3 separate regions of the Homo sapiens genome follow, and regions 1 and 3 are each linked to region 2. Evidence: chromatin loops called from intact Hi-C (ENCODE). Cell type or tissue: heart left ventricle. All regions are shown on one strand.

Evidence for each region. A loop is a pair of places that touch in the nucleus more often than their neighbours do. Peaks named below come from ENCODE experiments on the same cell type or tissue, not always from the same donor. Only the 100,000 strongest peaks of a DNase experiment are listed, where the experiment ranks them.
Region 1: it touches region 2 in a loop (1.8-fold over the local background); 30 of 110 quality-filtered maps call a loop at or near these places.
Region 3: it touches region 2 in a loop (4-fold over the local background); 15 of 110 quality-filtered maps call a loop at or near these places.

Annotation. Positions count from the first base shown.
Region 1 is chr9:96,618,803-96,621,302 of GRCh38, reverse strand. It overlaps CDC14B (cell division cycle 14B), which reads left to right and starts at 1,460. Exons shown (of 14, transcript NM_033331.4): 1 at 1,460-2,084. The coding sequence starts at 1,925. RefSeq lists an enhancer at 1,809-2,309. In heart left ventricle, no CTCF peak of the experiment used is centred here; DNase peaks (open chromatin) are centred at 1,402, 1,622 and 2,492; H3K4me3 peaks cover 1,822 bases; H3K27ac peaks cover 630 bases.
Region 2 is chr9:96,452,747-96,455,246 of GRCh38, reverse strand. The region is part of intron 1 of HABP4 (hyaluronan binding protein 4); the gene reads right to left. Among named protein-coding and RNA genes, the nearest start is that of HABP4, 3.8 kb to the right of the region's middle. In heart left ventricle, a CTCF peak has its summit at 1,432; no DNase peak of the experiment used is centred here.
Region 3 is chr9:96,382,562-96,385,061 of GRCh38, reverse strand. SLC35D2 (solute carrier family 35 member D2) reads left to right here and starts at 1,351. Exons shown (of 12, transcript NM_007001.3): 1 at 1,351-1,585. The coding sequence starts at 1,428. It overlaps SLC35D2-HSD17B3 (SLC35D2-HSD17B3 readthrough), which reads left to right and starts at 1,351. Exons shown (of 26, transcript NR_182427.1): 1 at 1,351-1,585. RefSeq lists silencers at 1,363-1,692, 1,703-1,752. In heart left ventricle, no CTCF peak of the experiment used is centred here; a DNase peak (open chromatin) is centred at 1,311; H3K4me3 peaks cover 1,836 bases; H3K27ac peaks cover 1,151 bases.

The DNA.
Region 1 (2,500 bases), 170 kb before region 2:
CCCACTCATTTAAAATCCCTGGTAGTCTGGGAAACTGGGTGGCTTTCCAATGCTGAGCCCCTAGGCCGGTCTGAAAGGTCTCCTCCTCCTCCTCCAGGTCAAAACAAAGGACTGTGACCCTACCGTTTCTGCTCTCTAAAACTTACTTGCGCAGCGCCGCACAGCCTCCCACGTCTCTAGCTTCTTTGCTGCCCCTACAGACAGACATGTAGATCATTTTAAATTTAAGGCCTTCACTGATTTCCTTAGGGGAAACAGAGGAAGAGTGAACAGGAGAACCAACCTTAAGAAAAAGTGCTTACAGAGTTGCTGATCTCTAGCTTCAGACACAGCCCCCCTACTTCCTTATTTAGCCGTGCTTAAGGTAAAAGCCCACAACAATAGAAGTCAAAGAGCCCCTTCCTGAGGTGCTCTATGAAAATTTGCATTTCTGAGAGGCTTCCAAGGGGACTGACTCAAATTCATCTTTCTTTTCCCCAGGCTGGCAGTTAACTGCGGAACTGCAGGATAAAACGTTCAAGTGCTGGTGAAAAATAGGGACAGCTTGCAGATGTTGTAAAATTTGGGGCCGTGAAATCTTAACACTGCCCTCCAATCTTCTCACCCTTTTAGATGCTACCATGGACGTTTGTTTAAAGGCCCTCCAAAATGACAGTTTTTGGTTAAGTTCCAGGAAGATAGGGCATTATTTTAATCCAGTAGAAAAAGAAGAGGATATGACCCTACAGTGTGCCAGATAAAGAAGTTTAAGGACAAAACTTGCCCCTTGCTTCAATACTTCATGATATAATCGGACCTGTCGACACCTCAGTATACACAGCAATGAGTGTATAAACTTACTGAATTAATGTGGGCGCTGGATTCCGAGATGAGAAACTCTGAGGTGCAAACAACCACGGTATATTGTGGTTCCACGGAAGTTTCATCGGGTCCTTAAGAAGCCCTTGCTTGGCCTGTTTGAATGCTGGGCATAGGTCGATAAATAGAGCGTAGTTGTTTAAATAGTTTTACTTAAGTTCTGAAATCAACTCTACTTTAAATCTATATAGCTGCAGGTAATGTAATCAGGCCATCCTCTTCCAAGCTGGCAGCCATGGCAAAAGTCCCTTTCTCTTGGCGCGAATTACAAGGAAATTCAAGAAATACTTTAAGATATATATATGCCAAAGACCTGGAGTTAAGTTACTAGGGTGGGGCTGTGTAAATGTTTGGTGACTCACTAAAGAAAGTTGGGATCTGGGGTGCTGGCACCTGGAGGACACAGAAGAAACAAAAGTTGGGGGGCTGGCGAAGGTCGCTAGCACACTTTATCTCTGATTGGCGGAAGCCCTCAGAGTTTTCTTTATGGCGTCACCGAGTACCTGCCTGTAGAAAGGCCCCGTCTCCGTGACGTCACGCCGCATTGGCCAATGAAAGGCCTCAGTCTGCGGGCCCCGAGGAGGGTTGTGGGCCCTTTTTTGTGAATGAAGCGCCACGGAACAGCCCTCCTGGGGTCCCCACGAGCCGCGTCCTGCTGTGCCCCGGCGCCTACGCAGCAGCGGCCGCGGCCGCGGTGGGCACGCACGGTTACCCCGGGCAGCTCCGGCCGCCAGCTGCAGCCCCGTCGCCTCGGCCGCGCCAGCCGGCTGCGGGCACCTGGGGGCGGGCTGGGGGCGCCGGCCGCGGCAGGAGGCGCTGTAGCGAGGGCTGCGGCGCCGGTCCTGCGGCGGCCGCGGGAGGCAGCGGGGCAGGCGCTGTGGGCCGGGCTCCTCCTCCGGCTCCTGCGCGACCGCCTCCCGCCGGGCTCTGCCGGCGCCCGCCGTCCCCGCAGCGCCGCTCTGCGCCCGCCGCCCCGAGCGCCCGCGCGGGGCTGGCGGGAGCCTCGGCGGGCGCGCGGGCGCGCGGGGCCATGGTCGTGGCCCCCTGACGGGCCGCGGCCGCCTCCATGAAGCGGAAAAGCGAGCGGCGGTCGAGCTGGGCCGCCGCGCCCCCCTGCTCGCGGCGCTGCTCGTCGACCTCGCCGGGTGTGAAGAAGATCCGCAGCTCCACGCAGCAAGACCCGCGCCGCCGGGACCCCCAGGACGACGTGTACCTGGACATCACCGGTGAGCCGGCCAGTGGGCGCGCGGAGGGCCCCGGACGGCCGCACCCGGCGCGGGGCCCTGGCCCACCTCCCACCGGGCTGCCCGGGGCCTCCGGGGCCGGGCCGAAATGCCTTCGCCCCCACCCCCTTAAACGCCCCGGCCGCCACACCCCCTTTAGGAGCCTGGCTCCTGAGGAGCGCCCCCCGCCCCGAGTTTCTAGCTGCGTGGGCTGCGAGCTTTAACTTTAGCTTGTGCACCCTCCTCCACCAGCAAGATGGACCGAGGGTCACCTTTCTAAGTTGCGGGCGTCAGCCCGGCGCCTCGAACCTGCAGCTCCTCCCCGCGGGCTGCTTCTGAGTTCCTGTGGATTCCGCCTTCAGGGATTGCGAGCCCGGTTGGCCCTCGCGCGAGTCACAACCTCTGAATCAGCCCCTGAG
Region 2 (2,500 bases):
ACTCCTGACCTCAGGTGACCCACCTGCCTCGACCTGCCAAAGTGCTGGGATTACACACATAAGCCACTGCACCCAGCAGAGTATTATGCTTTGATTGCAGACATATCAAGATAATGACACTTTTCTTTTTTTTCGACAGGGTCTCTGTCACCCAGGCTGGACTGCAGTGGTGTGATCATAGTTTACTGCAGCCTTGACTTCTGGGGCTCAACTGATCCTCCCACCTCAGCCTCTCAAATAGCCAGGACTACAGGCTGCACCATCACACCCAGCTAATTAAAAAAAAAATTTTTTTTTGTAGAGACAGGTCTCATTTTGTTGCCCAGGCTGGTCTTGAACCCCAGAGCTCGAGTGATCCTCCCGCCTAGCCTCCCAGTGCTGGGATCACAGGCGTGAGCCACCACGCAGCCCCCACTGTGACTGACACTTGTGCCCGGTTGCCTAGGAGTGTGCAACATCAGATCTGGGGGCACGTGCTTTATTAAGAGTTCAGAACTGGGGCCAGGCGCGGTGGCTCATGCCTGTAATCCCAGCACTTTGGGAGTCCAAGGCGGGCAGATCACAAGATCAGGAGATTGAGACCATCCTGGCTGACGCGGTGAACCCTGTCTCTACTAAAAATACAAAAAATTAGCCAGGCGTGGTGGCGGGCGTCTGTAGTCCCAGCTACTGGGGAGGCTGAGGCAGGAGAATGGCTGAACTCGGGAGGTGGAGCTTGCAGTGAGCCAAGATCGTGCCACTGCACTTCAGCCTGGGCAACAGAGCGAGACTCCGTCTCAAAAAAAAAAAAAAAAAAAAGAGTTCAGAACTGGAAAAGGCATTCAAAATGTAAGGCAGAAAAAGCCACTAAGAAAGTTAATTACCTAACAAGTTGAAAATTATAACAGATCATGACATAACAGTCATCAGAAAATTTGTCAACAGTAACAATACTTTTCCATACTTTTACCCCAGCGTAAAAAGAGTTATTTTAACATAGTTTCAGATTTCCTATTTCCAACCCATAGTTTTAAAAACATCTTTTATTATCTCCACTCAACTACAGAATTACTTATAGGTGCTTATCCCACCTTTCTGCTTCCTCCAAGTTATTTTTTAATTGCGTCAAATTTGGAATTCATCAAACTTAAAATAGGACATTTACTGTACACCATATTAAAGCCTTTTCCAACAGTATAAAACTGAAAACTGTTAAATACAATTGGCTACTTATTAGAATAATTATCAATATCAAGCAAACATTTCATTTTCCCTCCCAAACCCCCCAAAACAAAGATAATTAGAATAATGATCAGTTTTGGGCAAACATCTCGTTCTCCTTCCCAACTCTCCCAAAACAAAGATAATCAGCATCCAATTTTTTCCCCACAATTTAGTACTAAGAGATCAACACTGCCATGAATTGGGCTTGTTTTTCTGTGCTGGATCAGCAGCTCCAAGTGGAGAATGCAAGCACTGCATTTCACTAACCTCGCCAAGAAAAGGCTGGCACATGCATTCATCATCATCTAAACCAAGCCCAGGTAAAGAAACAGAATACAATAAAATTTACAGTAAGATTTTCCACAAAATAAAATTGACCTTTGTTTCAAAGAACATAATTCTGAAAGGCTAGGAAAAGCAAAACTGAAACGGCCTCTCATGACTTTAAGAATGAACTTATTGAGCAAGGCTCACCCAAGGGTTTATATACATATTGCTAGACAGATAGTCAGACATTAAAAACCTACATTTTTGGCCAGGCATCATGGCTCACGCCTGTAATCCCAGCACTTTGGGAGGCTGAGGCGGGCGGATCACCTGAGGTCAGGAGTTCAAGACCAGCCTGGACAACATGGTGAAACCCCATCTCTATTAAAAATATAAAAAATTAGGCCAGGCACAGTAGCTCACACCTGTAATCCCAGCACTTTGGGAGGCCAAGGCAAGCAGATCATGAGGTCAAGAGATCGAGACCATCCTGGCCAACATGAACATAGTGAACCCATGCCTCTACTAAAAAATATACAAAAATTAGCTGGGCATGGTGGCGCATGCCTGTAGTCCCAGCTACCCAGGAGGCTGAGGCAGGAGAATCGCTTGAACCGGGGAGGCAGAGGTTGCAGTGAGTCAAGATCCCGCCACTGCACTCTGTCTCAAAAAAAAAAAAAAAAAAAAAATTAGCCGGGCATGGTGGCAGATGCCTGTAATGCCAGCTACTAAGGAGGCTGAGGCAGGAGAATCGCTTGAACCCAGGAGGTAGAGGTTGCAGTGAACCGAGATCATGCCACTGCACTCCAGCCTGTCTCAAAAAAAAAGACTCTGTCTCAAAAAAAAAAAAAAAAAAAAAAAAAAACCCTTTTCCATAGGAAAAGCTTGTGACTTCCACATTCTTTCAGGATTAACATTTCTATGATATGTCAAACATGTTTTATTTTTGTCTACACTAAGCATTCACTTACAACATTCTAACTAGATAAAAAATTTTGAATGTTAGAAAAGTACAGTGCTTCTTATCAAC
Region 3 (2,500 bases), 70 kb after region 2:
TCAGGGCTGAAAATGTTTCCCAGTTTTCATTCTCCTGGTTGTTTAGTGCCTAAGGGTAGAAAAACAATTCTCTGGGCATCTATATAGTTAGGCCCCAACTTTTATTTAACTTGAAATCTTAAGCTTTTCTAAGAAGCTAAAAGTTCATATATATATATATATATAATATACATTATATATTAAATATATAATATATATATTTTTGAGACGGAGGCTTGCTCTGTCGCCCAGGCTGGAGTGCAGTGGCGCGATCTCGCCTCACTGCAAGCTCTGCCTCCCGGGTTCACGCCATTCTCCTGCCTCAGCCTCCTGAGTAGCTGGGACTACAGGCGCCCGCCACCACGCCCGGCTAATTTTTTTTGTATCTTTAGTAGAGACGGGGTTTCACCGTGTTAGCCAGGATGGTCTCGATCTCCTGACCTCGTGATCTGCCCGCCTCGGTCTCCCAAAGTGCTGGGATTACATGTGTGAGCCACCGCGCCTGGCCAAAAGTTCATATTTTTTAAAGACTGACAAGGGTAGGCGGTTCTGGGAAGCTGTCCTTCAACTGACCTGACCCGAAGGCAAACGGCCCTCCGCGAGGAATGCACCTACCACAAAGCACCCAGAGGACACCCAAGTCCCAAGGCTTCACCCACCTTACTCCTAGCCACTCCACTCCTAGATATTTATTTAAGAGAAATGAAGACACAGGTCCCACAAACGCCCACGAATTTTCATGGAAGCATTTTTCCTAATGGTCCTAAACTGGAAACAACCAATGGATACACAATTTGTGATACTATTCAACGATTAAACAAACCACATGGTCGAGTCCAAAGCATAGAGTGAAAACCCCTGAGACCACATGCTCATTCATAAATTCTAGAAAGCACCCTGTTTATTTGAAATTCCGGAAAAGGCAAACCTAACCTACAGCAATAGTCATCGATGAGATGCGGGCGTTAACTTCAAAGGGGCAGCAAGGGGAATTTTTGGGGCGATGGAAATGTTGTTTTGAGTAGTTACTCCTGTGGATGCCTTTGTCGAAGCTCATCTCAAACTATGGACTGGCAAGATGTGTACACTTCATTGTATGTAAATTATACACTAAACAAAAAAGTTGTAGGGAAAAAAAAAAAAAAGCAAAACAAGCCCTGAGACTTACTGAAGCGTTTCTTTCCAGGAAAGCCTGGAGGAAGGCAGCGCTTTTCAACTCCCCAGCGCATTGCCGGCCCTGGAGACCGAAGGAGGTGCCTGGAACCAGGGTGAAGTCCAGCGCGCAGGGTCCTCCCGCGCCGGCCTCGGGCGCTCGCAGGGGGCGGGTCGGGACCTGGGATTGCGCCGGGCTCTTCCTGTTCCTGCCGCGCCCTCTTCCCCGGCCCGGCCGGGCGGGACCAGTGCGCAGCCGGGGCTGGCGGGCGGCGGGGTCCGCGGGGCCGCAGGAGATGACGGCCGGCGGCCAGGCCGAGGCCGAGGGCGCTGGCGGGGAGCCCGGCGCGGCGCGGCTGCCCTCGCGGGTGGCCCGGCTGCTGTCGGCGCTCTTCTACGGGACCTGCTCCTTCCTCATCGTGCTTGTCAACAAGGCGCTGCTGACCACCTACGGGTGAGGCGGGGCCCGGGGCCGGGGGGTCTGCGGGAGTGCGGGGCTGCCCCTGTCCTCCGTGCGCTTCAGCGGCGCCCGGGACAGGGCGGGTGGGGACAGGGACCCTCGAGTCTCAGCTGGGCACATTGGTCGAGTTTCCCAGGCGCCCTCCAGAACTCGCTCAGCTTTCTACACTCAGGCCACAACCTGAGAAAGTCGTTCTCTTCCTGAGCGCGCCTGCCCTGCTGCGAGGCGCCCTGTCCTAGGTGGGCTGGTAGAGCTCAGACAGATTCTTTCATACACCCAGCGAGCTGAAAACAGGGATTCAAATGCCTGCTTCAAAGGACGCAATTCCTTACACAGATCTCCATGTTCAACGGTCAGGTACTCCTGAGCCAGTAAGTCTGTATTGATTGACTGTTCATTCTCAGATGACCAGCGTGTTCATGGAAAACTCGGGAAAACAATTGGAAGTTCATATGGAGTACTTTTTTGGATTAGTGTGAAGTAAACGCAAATTTGTGCTGCCTTGAACCTATTTGTAAGGACTAGAAAATCCTGCTTAATTCTGCTACCATTGTAGCGGCACTGAGAAAATTGTGGATTTAGACCCAGCTCCACCGGTTAACACCTGTCTTTTTGGACCAGTCTCACAGTCAGCAATTTTTTTCAGATGCAAAAAACCTGAATGATTACAATCGTGTTAATTACCCTCCAGGGCTCTGCACGAGCTGTTATATGTGAAGGCTCTTTGTAAACTCTACTATGTTACAAGAATATGCCATCAACATTTTAGAGCCCAAAGAGACCTAGAGTGTCTTAGTTAGAGAGTATCTTAGAGTATCAGCTTTCTTTTTTTATATATACATACAGATTCAGCTTATGTGGGTCTCACTTTTCTCGAATATAAAATACGAAAGCTGAGGCTGGCTGAGG